Regions from separate parts of the Homo sapiens genome. Here region 2 is linked to region 1. Evidence: chromatin loops called from intact Hi-C (ENCODE). Cell type or tissue: A673. All regions are shown on one strand. Links, peaks and the distances in the headings refer to the core of each region. The heading gives the core; the rest is flanking DNA. Region 1 overlaps CYP4F22 (cytochrome P450 family 4 subfamily F member 22). Region 2 holds the start of MIR6795 (microRNA 6795).

Region 1 (8,906 bases), core at 240-8,239:
AAGACCCAGCACCCTCTCCCCAATGCGCCAGGAGGCCCCCAAATCAGACTCTGCAATAGCATCCTGGGTATTGAGCACCAACGGTGTGTCAGGCCCTGAGTTCTGGGCTCCCACGCTCCCATTGGCTCTATGATGCCTTTGTCCCCGTTTTTACAGATGAAGGAACTGAGACTCAGAGGGGGCGCTGTGTATCCAGGACACACAGCTAGTAAGAGGCTGTACTGGGATTCAGACACTCAACCCCAAGGTCACATTAATTGAGCGATCCGTGGGGTCTCACTTTAACCCTCACCCAGCGTGGGGTTTCACTTTAACCCTCAGCCAGCCCAGGATGCTTGCTTCATTTTCAAAGGAGGCATGTGACCCCCGGGGACCAGTGCTCACACAGAAGCTGGGCCTGAGCCCTGTCCCCTCTTCCTCCAGGAATTGCATCGGACAGAGCTTCGCCATGGCCGAGTTGCGCGTGGTTGTGGCACTAACACTGCTACGTTTCCGCCTGAGCGTGGACCGAACGCGCAAGGTGCGGCGGAAGCCGGAGCTCATACTGCGCACGGAGAACGGGCTCTGGCTCAAGGTGGAGCCGCTGCCTCCGCGGGCCTGAGCGTGGGCGCGCCCCTGCGGCTCCCGAGGGTCCAGGCCCCGCCCCCAAAGGACCAGGACTCGCCCCAAAGATCCCGAGGGCATAGGCCACCCCCCTCGAAGTTCAGGTTCAGCTCCTGGATGACCAGGCACCGCTGTTGAGCAGCCTGGTGGTACTGGCCACGCCCCTCAAGGCAAGGCTCCTCCCCTTAGGGGGCCTGATCCCGCCCCTTGAGGCTTAGGTCCCGCCCCCTGACTTCTCGCACCTGTCCTGTTTGAGGGACCAGGGTCGACCCTGCCCCCTTGGGCTCAGGCCCCGCCCCCAGGATCCTACGGATTGAGGTCCTCAGGCCACGCCCCTGCAGATCCAGGTCTCCAGGCCTTGCCCACTGAGCCTTCAGAGGACCTAAGACCCACCTATGACTCAGGGCCCACCACACCCCACCCCCCCCCAACTGGCTGAACCCCTGGCAGGCTTCCAAACTGAGGAAAGCTGGAGCCTGACGTCAGAGCTTTTAACTCGGACATCACCCTCCTGAGGCCCTCAGCTCATACGGGCAGACTGCTCAGGCGTGAGGCTGGATCGTAGGGTTCGAGGCTGCTTGCTTTTGTTGTTGTTTTGTAAACTCAGACCCTTGTAAGCCCCTTCCTTCCTCCCTTGCCCAAAGATCCTTTGCTGAGTGTTCTGTTTTTGCAGAATAAAAGCAAAGGATGCAGACTTACCCCACCCTCCACCCCTAGCTCAGCCAGATCCTTACACGTGGAGCCCCCAGCATGGGAATGAGGGGCTCTGCAACTGAGCGAAGCTGCGGGCTAGGAGGCTGGAAAGCCATTTATCCTAGGACATAAACTCAGATTTTGGGGGTCAGTTTGTGTGTTCATTTATTTCATCAACAGATCACATATTGTTTGCTGGCACTGCTTCAGAACCACAGGCAGGCCCTGTTTTCTGCCTTCTTAGGGGGTGGGGGACAGATGTTGAACAAATAATTCCACGTGTAAAGGTTTATTTACAACCCAGGACAGGTGCTCCAAAGGAGAGGCCCCGGGTGCTGGATGAATATAGCAGAGGGATGGGGATGGGTCAGGGAGAGCTTCTCCGATGCTGGAATGGAAGTTGAGTGGGTGACAAGGGGAGGGAAGAGTATTCCAGGCAGAAGGAACAACATCTGAGAATACCCTGAGCTGAGGGAGAACAGAGTGTGTTTGAGGAACTCACCAGGGGCCAGGTGGTTGGATCTGGGAAGTGGGGGCAGAATGAAGGAAGGGGCCAAATGCACAGGCTTTATGCTGAGGGCAATAGGGAGCCATGGAGAGTGTGTGAGCGGGATCAGGACAGGACATGGCCAGATCTAGGGCTGGCAGGGAGGTGACTTGCGGGGTTGGGACCCTGGGAAAGAGGGAAGCTGAGGTCCAGACAACAGGAAGGGCCAGGATTGGGGTGACTATCTAGCAGTGGGGGCTGAGGGGAGGGAGGTGGTAAGGGTGATGCTCAGGTATTTGGCTGAGGGAACTTGATGGTAGAGTAGTCCCTGATATGGGAATATAAAAGATGGGGGCCAGGCGTGATGGCTTACACCTGTAATCCCAGCACTTTGGGAGGCTGAGGCTGGAGGATTGCTTGAGACCAGGAGTTAGAGACCAGCCAGGGCAACACAGTGAGACTCCATTTCTACAAAAAATAAAAAATTAGCCAGGTGTGATGGTGCACATCTGTAGTCCCAGCTACTTGGGAGGCTGAGGCAGGAGGATCACTTGAGCTGAGGAGTTTGAGGCTGCAGTGAGCTATGATCACACCACTGCACTCCAGCTGGGGCAACAGAGCAAGACCCTGTTCCAAAAACAAACAAACAAAAAAAGGTGGGCAATGACAATGTCAGCAATTTTATACATATAAAATGCTACACTAAAGGAAAATGATACTGCTATTATACCACATATATAATATATATATATGCACTATATATGCCATCATTATATATATAGTGGTGGTATAATAGTGGTATCATCTTCCTTTTAGGTAGCATTTGCCTGTAGACTATTTCCATCTAGGTCACTAGAGACAATAATATTAATTCAACAGGCCGGGTGCGGTGGCTCATGCCTGTAATCCCAGCACTTTGGGAGGCTGAGACAGGTGGATCACCTGAGGTTAGGAGTTTGAGACCAGCCTGGCCAACATGGTGAAACCCTGTCTCTACTAAAAAATACAAAAATTAGCCACGTTTGATGGCGGGTGCCTGTAATCCCAGCTACTCAGTAGGCTGAGGCAGGAGAATCGCTTGAACCTGGGAGGTGGAGGTTGCAGTGAGCCGAGATTGTGCCACTGCACTCCAGCCTGGGCGACAGAGTGAGATTCTGTCTAAAAAAAAAATTAATTTACCAAATATTTCTTGGGCAATCTGCCGTGAGACAGGCACTGTTTGAGCCCTAGGTTCCCAGAGTTTACCTCTAGGGAGGAGATATGATAAATGATAAATAAGTAAAGAAAGAAGTAAATTCACACAGGGCCTTTTCTGTGACTTTTTTTGTGACAGAAATGGGGAGTTCTGAGCAGAGGAGGGACAAGCTTTGTCATACGAACTTTTTTTTTTTTTTTTTTGAGACAGGGTCATGCTTTGTTGCTCAGGCTGGTGTGCAGGGGTGCAACCATAGCTCACTGCAGCCTTGGCCTCCTTGGGCTCAAACGATCCTCCTGCCTCAGCCTCCTGAGTAGCTGGGACCACAGGCACACACCACCATGCCCAGCTAAGCTTTGTATTTGTTATCGAGACGGGGGTCTTACCATGTTGCCCAGGCTGGTCTTGAACTCCTGGTCTCAAGCGATCCTCCCACCTCAGCCTCCCAAAGTGCTGGAATTACAGGTGTGAGCCACCATGCCAGGACTTCCACAGGACTTTGTGTGCTCTGTTAAACAGAGACAGTGTGAGCAAAGATGGGACTAGGCAGATCAGTTAGGGGTGACTGCATTCGTCCAGGTGAGACATGATGGTGGCTTCAACCAAGCCGGGGTCTTTAGATGTGATCAAGAGCAATTGGATTCCAAGGAGGAGTGACTGTTCACAAAGGCAGTGCTGTCAGGCTTGGTGGTGGATAAAACGTGAAGTTTGAAAGAAGTGGGGGACACTAGGTTTGGGCTTGAACATCTGGAAAAATGGAACTGCCATCAGCTGACGTGGGGAATGCTGAGTGGAGTAAGTTGTTTTGTGGGAGATGTCAGGATGTCAGTTTTGGTTCAGAGGAATTGGACATGTCAGTCGAATAAACGGTTCTCCAATTCAAGAGTTTTGGGTTGGGCATGTATATTTGGGAAGCCTTAGTATAAATATTTTATATATTTTTCCAAAAGCTAGTGAAGCGATTTCAAATGGGGGTGATTTTTCCTACCAGATGACATTCGTTGTTATTTGGAAACATTTTTGGTTGTCACAACCGGTGGTTACTATTTGCGTCTAGAGGGTAGGGACCCAGCACTCTGCTAAACATTCTACAAGACAAAGGATACCTAGCTCAATAAAACAAGTAATTATCCAGTCCCAAAGGCAACAGTTCTGCTAATTAAAAACCATGAACTGGAGAACCAAAACAAACAAAAAAAAAAAAACAAAAAAAAAAAAACAGAAAAGAAAGCAAAACTTTAAGACTGGGTGAGATCTCATGTGTGCGTGTGTGTGTGCGCGCACGCGCGCGCGCGCGTGTGTGTGTGTGTGTGTGTGTGTGTGTGTGTATGGAGTAAGGGCTTAAGGGAGCCCTGGGGGTGGTCTCCAAAGTTAACCTAACAATTATGAGGCCAGGCGTGGTAGCTCACACCTGTAATCCCAGCACTTTGGGACGCCGGGGTGGGCGGATCAGTTGAGGCGAGGAGTTCCAGACCAGCCTGGCCAACATGGTGAAACTCCATCTCTACTTAAAATACAAAAAATTAGGGCAGGGCGCGGTGGCTGACTCCTGTAATCCCAGCACTTTGGGAGGCCGAGGCGGGCGGATCACGAGGTCAGGAGATTGAGATCATCCTGGCTAACACGGTGAAACACTGTCTCTACTAAAAATAAAAAAAAAATCAGACGGGAGTGGTGGCACGCGCCTGTAGTCCCAGCTACTCGGTAGGGCGAGACAGGAGAATCGCTTGAACCCGGGAGACGGAGGTTGCAGTGAGCCAAGATAGTGCCGCTGCACTCCAGCCTGGGTGACAGAGCGAGACTCGGTCTGAAAAACAAAAACAAAACTTTTTTTTTTGATTGAGTGCTTCCTGTGTGCTCTTTCCATATATTCCCATTTAATCCTCATACTGACTTGTAAGATCACTTTTTATTATTCCGTTTAACAGAGGTAGAAACTGAGCCCCCGAATGAAGTGACTTACCCAAGATCATTCGGTGCGGCCTCAGCGCTGGCGCTGAGTCCTCTTCTGCCCCACCCCTCAGGCTCCCAGTCCTGGTCTAGATCCCTAGCCACGTAGCGTAGAAGGGGGCGTCGACGGGGGTTGGGCTAGAGTTGGAGCGGGGAGGAGATGAGCTAAAGCGGGGCTGGCTGTGCGAGAGGCAGTAGCAGCGGCGTGTGTCCTGGGGCGCCCCCCGGTGGCCTGTGCTGGGGTCGTCGGCCGGGATCCCCTGTTCGACGTACTCCGGGGCTGAATGGGAAACAGACAGTCCCAGACCCTACGTGAGCCACCCGGATCTTGCAGGTGCTGCCTCTCCTACACCCCCCTCCCAACCGAGGGTCTCCAAGAGCGCATCCTTTGCCAAACATCTCCTGGGCCCTTTTCGGCGCAACCTCGCCATCCACTAGCAAACGAAGTTAGCCTTGAGATCCGACATATGTGGGCTCAATCTAGGCTCTTCCTTCCTAGGGGCGGCCTTGGGCACGTGACTGTCCCTCTCTGCACCTCGGCTTTTTCTTGTCATGCGAATAGTCCGGTATCATCATGCTTGTAATGCACACTGAGTTTCCGCCAAGGGCCACGAGGGTGAATAAATGAGAATGAGAAGGGGAGGAGTAAGGTCCCTGGGTCCCCGGAGCCCTGTTACACGTACTGCAAGTGTAATTCTCAAAACACCGAAGTCTGGTCCTGTCGCTGGCGGCTGTGGGACCTCCTTCCTCCTGAGTGTGAAGAACGCTCCCTCTGCTGGACAATTTGGAGATCCATTCTCTATTCGTTCAATTTTGTGTCCGTGCACGTTTGAGCGTGCATGTGTGACCGCGTATGTGTTTGGGTGCATTTGGGTAACAGTGTGTGCATGTGTTGTAGTGTGCACACGAGTGTGTGTAAACGTGTATGTGTCGGTGTGACTGTGTGTGCGCATATGGATGGGTGTGTTGGAAGGAGAGGAGAGGAGAACTCCACTCACTGAGTCACTGTAACTATCCACACACACCAGGCTGTGTTCCTGCTCATGGCTGGAGCCACTGTCAGAGCCCTTGCCTCTGTCCCCAGGTCTGACCTGTGCGGTGCAGGCAGGACATTCTGGAGAAATCATGCCCTTGGAGGAAGCTGTCAGTAATGACTGGTGGGTATTGGTGGATAAATACCCCAGCTCCCTCTCTCTGGGGGTGAAGACTCCCTTGTTCTGGGAGGTGCATGTTCTATTCTGTCTCCCTGAGGTACTAGGCAGGGCTGAGCCCTAGCTACCCACAGTGGAAACTTCCTCAATAAAGGTCCCTTTAACTGCTGCTGCCTTCCCTTCCCCATCCCTCTTCTCCATTGCCCTAATTGTGTTTCCAGGGATCACCTCCCAAAGAAACAACAGGCAGTTGAACTCTTGTCTTATGGTCACCCTCCTGATAGAGGATTTGCACTCAACTCCTTGTATTAAGGTCTAGTTCCAGGGAACCCAAATTAAGACACACATGTGTGCTGGTTCCTCCAATCCCCAGAAGCCTGTCAGTGTGCGCTTTTATTTATTTTTTTTACCAACGATGAATGTGAGGCTCAGAGAGGGCAAATCACTTGCCCAAGGTCACACGGCAGTGAGGGAGTGGCAGAGCCTGGCTTTGACTATGGGCTGTCTGACCACAAGCTGGGTGCTCACTCCTCTCCTGACAGCCTCCTCCCTCCTCAAGGACATGGAAGGAGCAGGGAATAAGTTATAAGTGTAAAATTTGAAAGGGAAATTCTTCCGCTTTCTGCTTCTGCTTCTACCTCTGGCCCAGCAGTTTGGTGTGCTCTTTTTTCAGTTTTTAAAAATTAAAAAACGTTCATATATATATGAACGTTTTCCAATGTATATAAAAGCATTTATGCACACGTTACCGGGTTTTTTTTGTTTATTAAAAAAATTTTTTTTTTGGAGACAGGGTCTCACTCTGTCACCCAGGCTGGAGTGCAGTGGCATGATCTCGGCTCACTGCAACCTCTGCCTCCTGGGTTCAAGTGATTCTACTGCCTCAGCTTCCTGAGTAGCTGGGATTACAGGCACACCACCATGCCTGGCTAATTTTTTTTTTGTTATTTTTAGTAGATATGAGGTTTCACCATGCTGGCCAGGCTGGTCTTGAACTCCTGACCTCAAATGATCCACCCACCTTGGCCTCCCAGTGCTGGGATTACAGGGGTGAGCCACTGCACCCGGCCTTTTTTTTTTTTTCTTTTTTTGATACAGGGTATTGCTCTGTTGCCTAGGCTGGAGTGCAGTGGCTCAATCTCAACTCATTGCAACCTCTGTCTCCTGGGGTCAAGCAATCCTCCCACCACCACATCCAGATGCTTTTTTTTGTATTTTCTGTAGAGATGGGGTTTTACCATGTTGCCCAGGCTGAACTGGAACTCCTGGATTCAAGTGATCCGCCTATGTTGGCCCCCCGAACTGTTGTGATTACAGGCCTGAGTCACTGCACCCAGTCCATTATCAGTTTTTTGATGACTCCAAACTTGTTGGGAAATATATCTGTTTCAATTATCTATTATTGTATATTGAACTACCAGGAAACTTAGTAGGTTAAAACAATATACAGGCCAAGCTCGGTGGCTCATGCCTGTAATCCCAGCACTTTGGGAGGCCGAGGCTGGCGGATCACCTGAGGTCGGGAGTTCGAGACCAGCCTGACCAACACGGAGAAACCCTGTCTCTACTAAAAATACAAAGTTAGCCGGGCGCGGTGGTGTGAGCCTGTAATCCCAGCTACTTGGGAGGCTGAGGCAGGAGAATCGCTTGAACTAGGGAGGCAGAGGTTGCTGTGAGCCAAGATCATGCCATTGCACTCCAGTCTGGGAAACAAGAGCGAAACTCCATCTCAAAAAAATAAAAAAGATATACAAGTTTTTTTTTTTTTTTTGGTATGTGTGTATGAACTCCTATCTGTATCAGAATATATACAACTTTTAGTTTGCTCACAAGTTTACAATTTGGGCAGGGCTCAGCCAGGATGGCTTTCTCAGTCCTACACAGCATCAGTGTGGGCAGCTCATTTGAGGCTGGAAGAGATACTTTGAGGTGGCTCACTCTCATGGCTGGCAATTTGGTGCTTCCTATTTGCTGGTACCGACTTCCTGCCTCGGCCTCTCAAAGTGCTGGGATTACGGGCATGAGCCACAATGCCCTGACCATTTTATTTTTTCTTTTATTTTCTTTCTTCTTTCTTTTTTTTTTTTTTTTTGAGACAGGGTATTGCTCTGTTATCCAGGCTGGAGTGCAGTGATGCGATCTCACCTCACTGCAATCTTTGCCTCCTGGGTTCAAGTGATTCTTGTGCTTCAGCCTCCTGGATAGCCAGGATTGCAGGTGCATGCCACCACACCTGGCTAATGTTTGTTGTGTTTTTAGTAGAGACAGGGTTTCGCCATGTTGGCCAGGGTGGTCTCAAACTCCTGACCTCAAGTGATCCACCTGCCTTGGACTCTCAATGTGCTGGGATTGCAGGCGTGAGCCACTGCACCTGGCCAAAATATATAATACATTAAAAAAATAAAGTTTATTAAAAAGAAAAAGAAGAGAGGAAATCACTGAGTAACATCGAGTAACATGCTCTGGTGGTGGTTCCTAGCTCTTGTGTGACCTCTGAACTTTTCCAAAGTTCCCTTCTAGGATTTCTGTCTCCCAATCCAGTTCATCTGGTCTTCTGTCACCCGGGCTGCAAATGTGGCAGTTATAGCTATACCTGCTGGTCCTGCCCTCAATATGGACTAAGGGGCTTGTTGGGTTTGCAATTCTTCTTCTTCATCATCTTTTTAATTTTTATTTATTTATTTATTTTTTTGAGATAGGGTTTCACTCTGTCACCAGGCTGGAATGCAGAGGTGCAATCCTAGCTCATTGCAACCTCAACCTCCTGAGTTCAAGCGATCCTCCCACCCCAGCCTCCCAAGTAGCTGTGACCACAGGCATGTGCCAC
Region 2 (8,906 bases), core at 343-8,342, 380 kb before region 1:
CCCCTCTTCCTTCTTCTTCCTCTTCCTCCCCCTCCCCCTCCCCCTCCCTCCTCCCTCTTCTTCTTCTTCTTCTTCTTCTTCTTCTTCTTCTTCTTCTTCTTCTTCTTTTTTTTTTTTTTTTTTTTTTTTAAGAGATCGGAGGCCGGGCATGGTGGCTCACGCCTGTAATCCCAGCACTTTGGGAGGCCGAGGCAGGTGGATCACGAAGTCAGGAGATCCAGACCATCCTGGCTAACACACTGAAACCCCGTCTCTTACTAAAAATACAAAAAATTAGCCAGGCATGGTGGCGGCCGCCTGTAGTCCCAGCTACTCGGGAGGCTGAGGCAGGAGAATGGCATGAACCCGGGAGGCGGAGCTTGCAGAAAGCCGAGATCGCGCCTCTGCACTCTAGCCTGGGCGACAGAGCGAGACTCCGTCTCAAAAAAAAAAAAAAAAAAAAAGAGAGAGAGAGATGGGAGTCTTGCTATGTTGCCCAGGCTAGATTTGAATTCCTGGGCTCAAGTGATCCTCCAAGTAGCTGGGACTACAAGAATATATTGTGCCCGGCTTTATCTTCTATGTCTTTAAGAAGAAGAAAATTAGCCCGGTGTGGTGGTGGATGCCTGTAATCCCAGCTACTCTGGAGGCTGAGGCAGAGAATTGCTTGAACCCAGGAGGCAGAGGTTGCAGTGAGCTGAGATCACGCCACTGCACTCCAGCCTGGGCGACAGAGACTCCGTCTCAAAAAAAAAAAAAAAAAGAAAAGAAGAAGGAGAAGGAGAAGGAGAAGGAGAAGGAGAAGGAGAAGAAGAAGAAGAAGAAGAAAAAAACCCTACACATGTATTTAACCACTCTGCCAAGCCACTTAGCAACCTGCCTCCCCACAAGCCAGCACTAGACCTGGGCAATTCTACCCCAGAAGCACTAGCTCCATCTGGAGGCATTTTTTGCTTGTCACAGCCAGGAGGCGGTGCTCCTGACATCTGGTGGGTAAAGGCATTAAGTGAAATGAAACACACAAGACCTGGATCAACAGCATCTCTCCTCTCCCCAGCCACCACGGCTTTTCCAGGTGGGGTCACTCACCCGATCACCTCGGGGGCCAGCTCCCGACGGGCCCGGGGTTCGGAGCCAGGACTAGGCCGGTGGTAAGGGAAGACCATGGCCTGGCCGTGCGCGTCCAGGCGGAAGCGCAGCGAGGTGCGCAGGATGGCGCTGAGCCGCTGCAGAAAGTCGGCGCTGGAACGCAGTAGCTCCTCTGGCGGCAGCAGCACTGTGAGCACCAGCACGCCGCGGGCCAGCAGGGCCGGCACCTCGCTGGCACAATCCAGCCCATCCCAGCCGCACTCCTCCGTGTTGCAGCCCTGGTCGCAGCGGCCGTCGGCAAAGTGGTCGGCGCAGTACTTCTCGTACACCGGGCTGGTGGGGAAGGGTGAGGCAGAGAGGGGCGGAGTCAGGGGTCAGAGGAGACAATCCCCTTCCATGCATTCACACCGTAGAGTACAGAGACTCCAGACAAGGCTTGCACAGGGGACTGGAATATACGGACCCATGCCAGGCTTTCTGCAAATCTTGCCATTCACTGGATAATTTTTTTTTTTTTTTTTTGAGACGGAGTCTTGCTCTGTCGCCCAGGCCGGAATGCAGTAGCATGATCTCTCAGCTCACTGCAGCCTCCACCTCCCCGGTTCCAGCGATTCTCCCGCCTCAGCCTCCCAAGTAGCTGGGATTACAGGCATGCACCACCACGCCCGTCTAATTTTTGTATTTTTAGCAGAGACGGGGTTTTACTATGTTGGCCAGGCTGCTGTTGAACTCCTGACCTCAGGTGATCCACCTGCCTCGGCCTCCCAAAGTGCTGGGATCACAGGCATAAGTCACCGCACGCAGCCCTTGATAATATTTTTTTAAATTGATTGATTGAAATGGGGTCTTGCTCTGTTGCCCACGCCGGAGTGCAGTGGTGCAATCATAGCTCTCTGCAATCTCAAACTCCTGGACTCAAATTATCCTCCCTCTTCAGCCTCCCAAGTAGCTAGGACTACAAACCCACACCACACTCCCGGCCTCACTGGCTAACTATTAATTAATCAGTAAATACTAACTGACTACCATGTGTTGGGCACTGCTGCAGGCACAAGGATAAGGCCCGGCCACAATTCCTGGTCCACGTGCAGCTGGCATTCCACTGGGTGAAGACAGATAGTAAGGGAGATACATGAGCCAAATATACAGCATCTCCATTACTCATCAATAAAATAAAAATACAGGCTGGGTGCGGTGGCTCATGCCTCTAATTCCAGCACTTTGGGAGGCCAAGGTGTACGGATAACCTGAGGTCAGGAGTTCTAGGCCAGCCTGGCCAAAATGGTGAAACCCCCGTCTCTACTAAAAATACAAAAATTAGTCAGGCATGGTGGCGGGCGCCTGTAATCCCAGCTACTCGGGAAGCTGAGGCAGGAGAATAGCTTGAACCCAGGAGGTGGAGGTTGCAGTGAGCCAAGATCACACCACTGCACTCCAGCCTGGGCAATGGGAGAGAAATCCTGTCTAAAAAAAAAAAAAAAAAAAATACATATATATATATATATATGTATATATATGTATATACACACACACACACACACACACACGCACGCACACACATAGTGCTGGATGGAATTAAATGCTAAGCAGAAAAATAAAGCAGAGGAAGGGCTGGGGGTGACCAGGGAGGTGCTCACTGAGAAGGTACCACCATTTCAGCAAAGACTTGAAGGAGGTGAGGGAGGAGCCATGTGGGGGAAGGGAACAGCCAGGCAGTAGGAACAGCTTGTGCAAAGGCCCTGATATGGGATCAAGCCTGGGGTATCTGGGAAACAGCAGAGAGGCCAGGGTGGCTGGAACAGAGTGAGTGAGGGGAAAGCAGAGAAGATGAGGATGTGGAGATTAAGGGGGTGGAGGGTTCCAAGCAGACAGAGAGGTACGCAGAGGACAGAAGGGGCAGGGTGTAGGGATGGACAGATGGACTGCCTAGGACAGACAGAGAGAGGGGCAGAAGAGGGGCAGAGATAGTCAGGGGCACCCACAGATAGCCATATAGAGGAGCAAAAAGAGTGCATGGATGGACAGATTCGGCCCAAGGATGGACAAACAGGAGTGGAGGAAGACAGTTGGGTACACAGAGGAACAAAAGCAATTTTTTTTTTTTTTTTTTTTTTTGGTGAGACAGAGATTTACTCTTGCTGCCCAGGCTGGAGTGCAATGGCACGATCTCAGCTCACCTCATCCTCCACCTCCCAGGTTCAAGCAATTCTCCTGCCTCAGCCTCCTGAGTAGCTGGGATTACAGCCATGTGCCACCACACCCGGCTAATTTTGTATTTTTAGTAGAGACGGAGTTTCACCATGTTGCCCAAGCTCAAACTCCTGACCTCAGGTGATCTGCCCTCCTCTGCCTCCCAAAGTACTGGGATTACAGGCGTGAGCACTGTGCCCGGCCAATAAAAGGAATTTTTAGGCTAGATGTGGTGGCTCAGGCCCACAATCCCAGCACTTTGAGAGGCTAAGCTGGGTGGATTGCTTTGAGCTCAGGTGTTCAAGACTAGCCTGGACAACATGGCGAAACCCCATCTCTAAGAAAAAGCACAAAAGTTACCCGGGCGCGGTGGCTCACACCTGTGGTCCCAGCTCCTAGGGAGGCTGAGGTGTGAGGGTTACTTGAGCCCAGGAGGTAGAGATTGCACTGAGCCAAGATCACACCACTGCACTCCAGCCTGGGCCACAGAGCAAGACCCTGTCTTAAAAAAAAAAAAAAAAAAAAAAAAAAGGAGCCAGGTGCGGTGGCTCACACCTGTAATCCCAGCACTTTGGGAGGCCAAGGCGGGCGGATCACAAGGTCAGGAGTTCGTGAGCAGCCTGGCCAATATGGTGAAACCCTGTCTCTACTAAAAATACAAAAAAAAAGCCAGGCGTGGTGGCAGGTACCTGTAGTCCCAGCTACTCGGAAGGCTGAGGCAGGAGAATCGCTTGAACCCGGGAGGCGGAGGTTGCAGTGAGCCAAGATGGAGCCATTGCACTCCAGTCTGGGCAAGAGAGCGAGACTCCGTCTTAAAAAAAAAAAAAAAAAAAAAAAGGAATTCGGCTGGGCACGGTGGCTCACACCTGTAATCCCAGCTACTCCAGAGGCTGAGGCAGGAGTACTGCTTAAACCCGGGAGGCAGAGGTTGCAGTGAGCCGAGATCGCGCCACTGCACTCTAGCCTGGGCCACAGAGCAAGACTCCATCTCGGGAAAAAAAAAAAAAAGTAATTATTGGATGGAGAAAAGGGCAGACAAACGGGGCAGAGAAGTGCATAGGCAGATAGAAACAAGAACAAGATAGACAGAGCACATGGATGAACAGACACACGGACAGACACGTGGGACACACCGATGGGCAGATAGAGTGCACAGAGAAACAGACGGGGCAAGTGGATGGGCAGGTGGAAAGAGAGGCAGGGCCCACGGACAAACAGACTGGGATGGATGCATAGACAGACGGATCGATCGGGTGGATGGGCTCACTTGCAAGTGCGCTCGCGGCCACCGGCGTGGCAGTCGAAGTTGTCGTAGAGGCAGGCGGGCGAGCTGCAGGCGGGGTCGCAGCGGCTGTTGTTGAAGAGGCGCCAGCACTGCAGCGCCTCGCATTGCCGCCAGGGGTCGCCCACGCTCAGCGAGCAGTCGCCGCCGTCCCAGCCGCAGCCTGGGCTGTTGCACTCGCGGTCGCAGCGCTGGTCCCCGCGCTTGGCCTGGCAGGCGGCGCGCGGGCACCGCGGCTCCTCCGAGACCTCGGGTGCCGCGGCGGGCGCCTCGCAGCGCGGCCCGGTCCAGCCCTGCGCGCAAGCGCAGCGGAAGAAGGGCGCGAGCGGCGCGGGGCGGCAGGAGCCCCCGTGGAGACAGGGGGCGGCCGCGCAGCTGGCGTTGCTGGCCCCCGGCGGCGACCCCGGGAAGCTGCGGCAGGAGGGTCCCGACAACCCTGGGGGGCAGGCGCAGCGCGGCCCGCGGGGCGTCTGCTGGCATGGGACGCCCACCGGGCACTGCAGCTCCCGGCAGGAGCGCGCCACCCGCTCGCAACGCGGACCCCAGAACGGCTGGGGGTCGGGTTTGGGGAGGGAGGGATAAAAATGAGGGTGGGGAGTGGAGGGAAGGAGGAGAAGAAATGGAGGAGTGGGGAAAAGAAGAGTCAAGGGGAGAGAGGGGGAAGAGAAGAGGTCAAGACTAAGGAAGGTTGAGACCCCCTCAACCTCCCCATGTCCCACCCAACCGCTCCCCTTTCCACACTGGAGACCCCACCTGGCAGATAAGCCCTGCCATCCCAGGAGGCCACGCCCCCCAATCACCATCCTCACCCTTTTCCCTTCAAACCTCCAGGAAATGTCGGGGCAGGGGGTTGTTTCTTTGTTTTTTGAGACGGAGTGTCACTCAGTCGCCAGGCTGGAGTGCAATGGCGTGATGGCTCACTGCAACCTCCGCCTCCCGGGTTCAAGTGATTCTCCTGCCTCAGCCTCCCGAGTAGCTGGGATTACAGGCAGCTGCCACTACGCCCGGCTAATTTTTATATTTTTAGTAGAGACGGGGTTTCACCATGTTGCCCAGGCTGGTCTCTAACTCCTGGCCTCAAGTGATCCTCCCGCCTCGGCCTCCCAATGTGCTGGGATTACAGGTGTGAGCTACCACACCCGGCGGAAATGTCAGCATTTTCCAGAAACTCCCTTCCCTTCGATGTCTCCCCTAAAGCCACATCCTCCTCCTAGACGCCACGCCCCTACTACTCCAGAGGCCACGCCCCTACTCCTCCTCCAAAGGCCGCCACCCACACCTACCTGGGCACAGTGACAGGTGAAGGTCAGCCCACCCCCAGGACCCGGGCTAGGACGGCACTGGCCTCCATGCTGGCATGGCTGGGACTCGCAGGGAGACAGGACAGTCTGACAGCGAGGACCTGAGCGAGCGGGAGCATGTAGATCAGCCACAATGGGGGAATGACAGGCGGGGTCCCAGGCCAGCCCCTTCGCCAACGCTTACCTGAGAAGCCAGCATGACAAAGGCAACGGAAACCTCCGCCTGGGTCCTGCAGGCAGTCCCGGGTGTGTGCCGCGTGGCAGGCACCTGAGCGACACTCATTGATGTCTGCCTCGCAGCGCAAACCAGTGTATCCTGGGGGACAGGTGCAGCGGAAACCACCCACCAGGTCCACGCAGGTGCCATTGTGTAGGCACCGGGGCCCTGAGTCCAGCGGTGGGCCTGGGCCGCAGTCATCCTCATTAATCTCGCAGAGCACCCCTGGGGGAAGAAACGAGGGGTGGTCAAGAGGGAATGAAGACAGCCTCTCATCCTGTCCCCCCAACCCTGGCCCTGGCATACCCAGCGTTCCTGGGGGACAGGAGCAGAGATAGCGGGCCACGAGGTCAATGCATGAACCCCCGTGCTGGCAGGGCTGGGAGGCACACTCGTCCACGTCGTCCTCACAGTTATCACCATTGTAGCCAGGAAGACACTTCAGTGGGGTAAGAGAGGGACCCACTCAGCTTAGTGGGACACAGACCCACCTGGACATACCCATGAAGACGCAAAGAACCCCAGCACAAAAGGACACACACAGATGTTCAGCGCACTACCAGTAGGTAATCCCAGCACTTTGGGAGGCCGAGGTGGGCAGATCACCTGAGATCAGGAGTTCGAGACCAGCCTGGCCAACATGGTGAAACCCTGTCACTATGAAAAATACAAAAATTAGCTGGGCGTGGTGGTGGGTGCCTGTACTCCCAGCTATAATGAGAGGCTGAAGCAGAAGAATCACCTGAACCCAGGAGGCAAAGGTTGCAGTGAGCTGAGATCGCGCCACTGCACTCGTCTGGGTGACAGAGTGAGAACCTGTCTCAAAAAAACAAACAAATAAAAAAACACCCCAGATCTACCCAGAGTGACACCCACAGATACACCAAGAGTCACAAAAGCAAAAACTCAGACATATCTAGAGACATACCCATACCAAGCCACACAGAAATGTGTGCCCAGACGCACCCAAGCATGCCCACCTCCTCTTCCCTCTCCTGGGGAGCGCCCCCTTACCTCACACATGTAGCCCCCCATATAGCCACGGCAGGTCCCCCCATGCTGGCAGGGCTGGGCCAAGCAGGGGTCCACCTCCTGCTCACAGTGGCTACCAGTACGGCCCTCTGGGCACACGCAGTAGTGGGAGCTGTCTTCATCCACACACTGCCCACCCGCCTGACACAGCTGCTCCAGCCGCACCCCTGCAAAGAGGAGAGTGGCACAGGAACAGAGGTAACCCCATACATCCCCCTTCTGCCTCCATCACACAGATCATTCAACATCCTTGGTGGAATGAGTCCCCAGGATCGCACCCACACTCCATCAGGTTGTCACACATCCCCCCAGCAGGCAAGGTCTCATCACTGACATACACACACATGCCTTCAACGCTCACAGCAGCTCGGTCACACCCTGTAGCACACACACCATCCCTGCTGTCTCACAGTGACAGACACACACCATCCCGGCCAGTTGTCACATGCTCACACACCCACACCACTCAGCCACACACCCCATCATGCCCCATAGGCTCTGTGGCACCCCCATTCGGCTCACACTAGCAGGAGGTACGTGCATGAGCCCCTTCCCAAGGCCCCACACGCCCGCCCACATGCTCCCACTCACCGATCTGGGCTGCGGCCTCCCTGCAGGGCAAGCTTCGGATGTCACAGAGGCGTCCGCTCCATCCAGGGGGACAAAGGCAATAGGCCCCAGTCTGGACGCAGCGACCCCCGTTTTGACAAGGCTGGCGGCTGCACCAATCCACCAGCGTCTGGAGGGGAAGCACTCAGAGTCAGTACTGTGGGGTGGGGGGTAGTCTGGGAGAAACTGTGCCCCGACTTGGCTTCTCCCTCCTAGGATCCCAGGCAGGCTCCTCCCCCAGGTCCCCAGTAACTCCACCCACCTGGCACTGCGGGCCCGTGAAGCTCTCGAGGCAGGTGCAGCGGAAGCCAGGGTGGGCGGCGCTGCAGACGCCCCCGTGTAGGCAGGGCCGCGAGAGGCAGGGGTCTGCCTCATGTTGGCAGTGGGCTCCTGTGTAGCCGGGACGGCACAGGCAGCTGAACGAGTTCACGCCGTCCACACAGGTCCCGCCATTGAAGCAGGAGCTGGAGCGGAAGGAGTGGGAGGGAGGATCAGGCTCCGCCCCCTCACAGGCCCTGCCCTCCTTCCTGAGTCCCGCTGTTAGCGCTGGGGACGTCCCACTCCCTGACCCTTATCTCGGCAAGAAGCTGCAGCCCCAGCAGAAGCCAATCAGGTCCCTTAGCTCCAATTCACCAGGGACTTCAGCCCTAAGGTGAGAGCCACCTGGAAGCCATGCCCTCTCAGGCACCAGAGACTCCAAGGTGAGCTCCAAACAGACGCCCTGCTCCTTCCCTGGCCCTGCCCCATCAGTCATCAGAGTCCGCAGTGGGTACCAAGCTGAGGACTCCCCCAAGTCGTTGCTGTCCCCACTTCGTCCCAGGTCCCAGGCCCCATCCCAAGCCAGAGTCCCTGCTCTCCAAGCAGAGGCCCCGCCCACCTGGGGCTGCAGTCGGGCAGGTCCTGTTCGCAGTGGAAGCCTCCGTAGCCTGGCGGGCAGGTGCAGGTGAAGGAGGCCACGTGGTCGGTACAGGTGCCCGGGCCGCAGGGGTTGCTCAGGCACTCATCCACATCGCGGGCGCATCGTGGGCCGGCGAAACCAGGGAGGCAGGAGCAGGAAAAGGAGCCCACGCCGTCTTGGCACGAGCCACCGTTCAGGCATGGGTCTGCGGACAGGAGGAAGGCGGTCTGGTCACCTACCTTGCCCCCATTAGCCCAGTCTGACTGGGATATGCCTTGGATTGAGAAGAATTCAGGAGGAAACCAGGTT

What was found. A loop is a pair of places that touch in the nucleus more often than their neighbours do. Peaks named below come from ENCODE experiments on the same cell type or tissue, not always from the same donor. Only the 100,000 strongest peaks of a DNase experiment are listed, where the experiment ranks them.
Region 2: a loop joins it to region 1, with 10 times the contacts of the local background. A loop is called at or near these places in 95 of 110 quality-filtered maps.

The regions. Positions count from the first base shown.
Region 1 is chr19:15,550,871-15,559,776 of GRCh38, forward strand. CYP4F22 (cytochrome P450 family 4 subfamily F member 22) reads left to right here. Exons shown (of 14, transcript NM_173483.4): 14 at 424-1,447. The coding sequence ends at 601. Among named protein-coding and RNA genes, the nearest start is that of CYP4F22, 47 kb to the left of the region's middle. RefSeq lists silencers at 696-745, 4,943-5,002 and an enhancer at 5,463-5,602. In A673, for the core only: CTCF peaks have their summits at 5,153 (motif pointing left) and 5,725 (motif pointing left); DNase peaks (open chromatin) are centred at 5,071 and 5,661; H3K4me3 peaks cover 379 bases; H3K27ac peaks cover 959 bases.
Region 2 is chr19:15,173,000-15,181,905 of GRCh38, forward strand. It overlaps NOTCH3 (notch receptor 3), which reads right to left. Exons shown (of 33, transcript NM_000435.3): 17 at 8,577-8,802; 18 at 7,962-8,163; 19 at 7,682-7,829; 20 at 7,073-7,257; 21 at 6,365-6,497; 22 at 6,026-6,283; 23 at 5,824-5,942; 24 at 4,526-5,091; 25 at 1,069-1,401. MIR6795 (microRNA 6795) reads right to left here and starts at 6,351; the gene lies at 6,284-6,351. RefSeq lists a silencer at 4,646-4,815 and enhancers at 8,186-8,705, 8,706-8,906. In A673, for the core only: CTCF peaks have their summits at 929 (motif pointing left) and 4,638 (motif pointing right); DNase peaks (open chromatin) are centred at 4,662 and 8,192; H3K4me3 peaks cover 1,573 bases.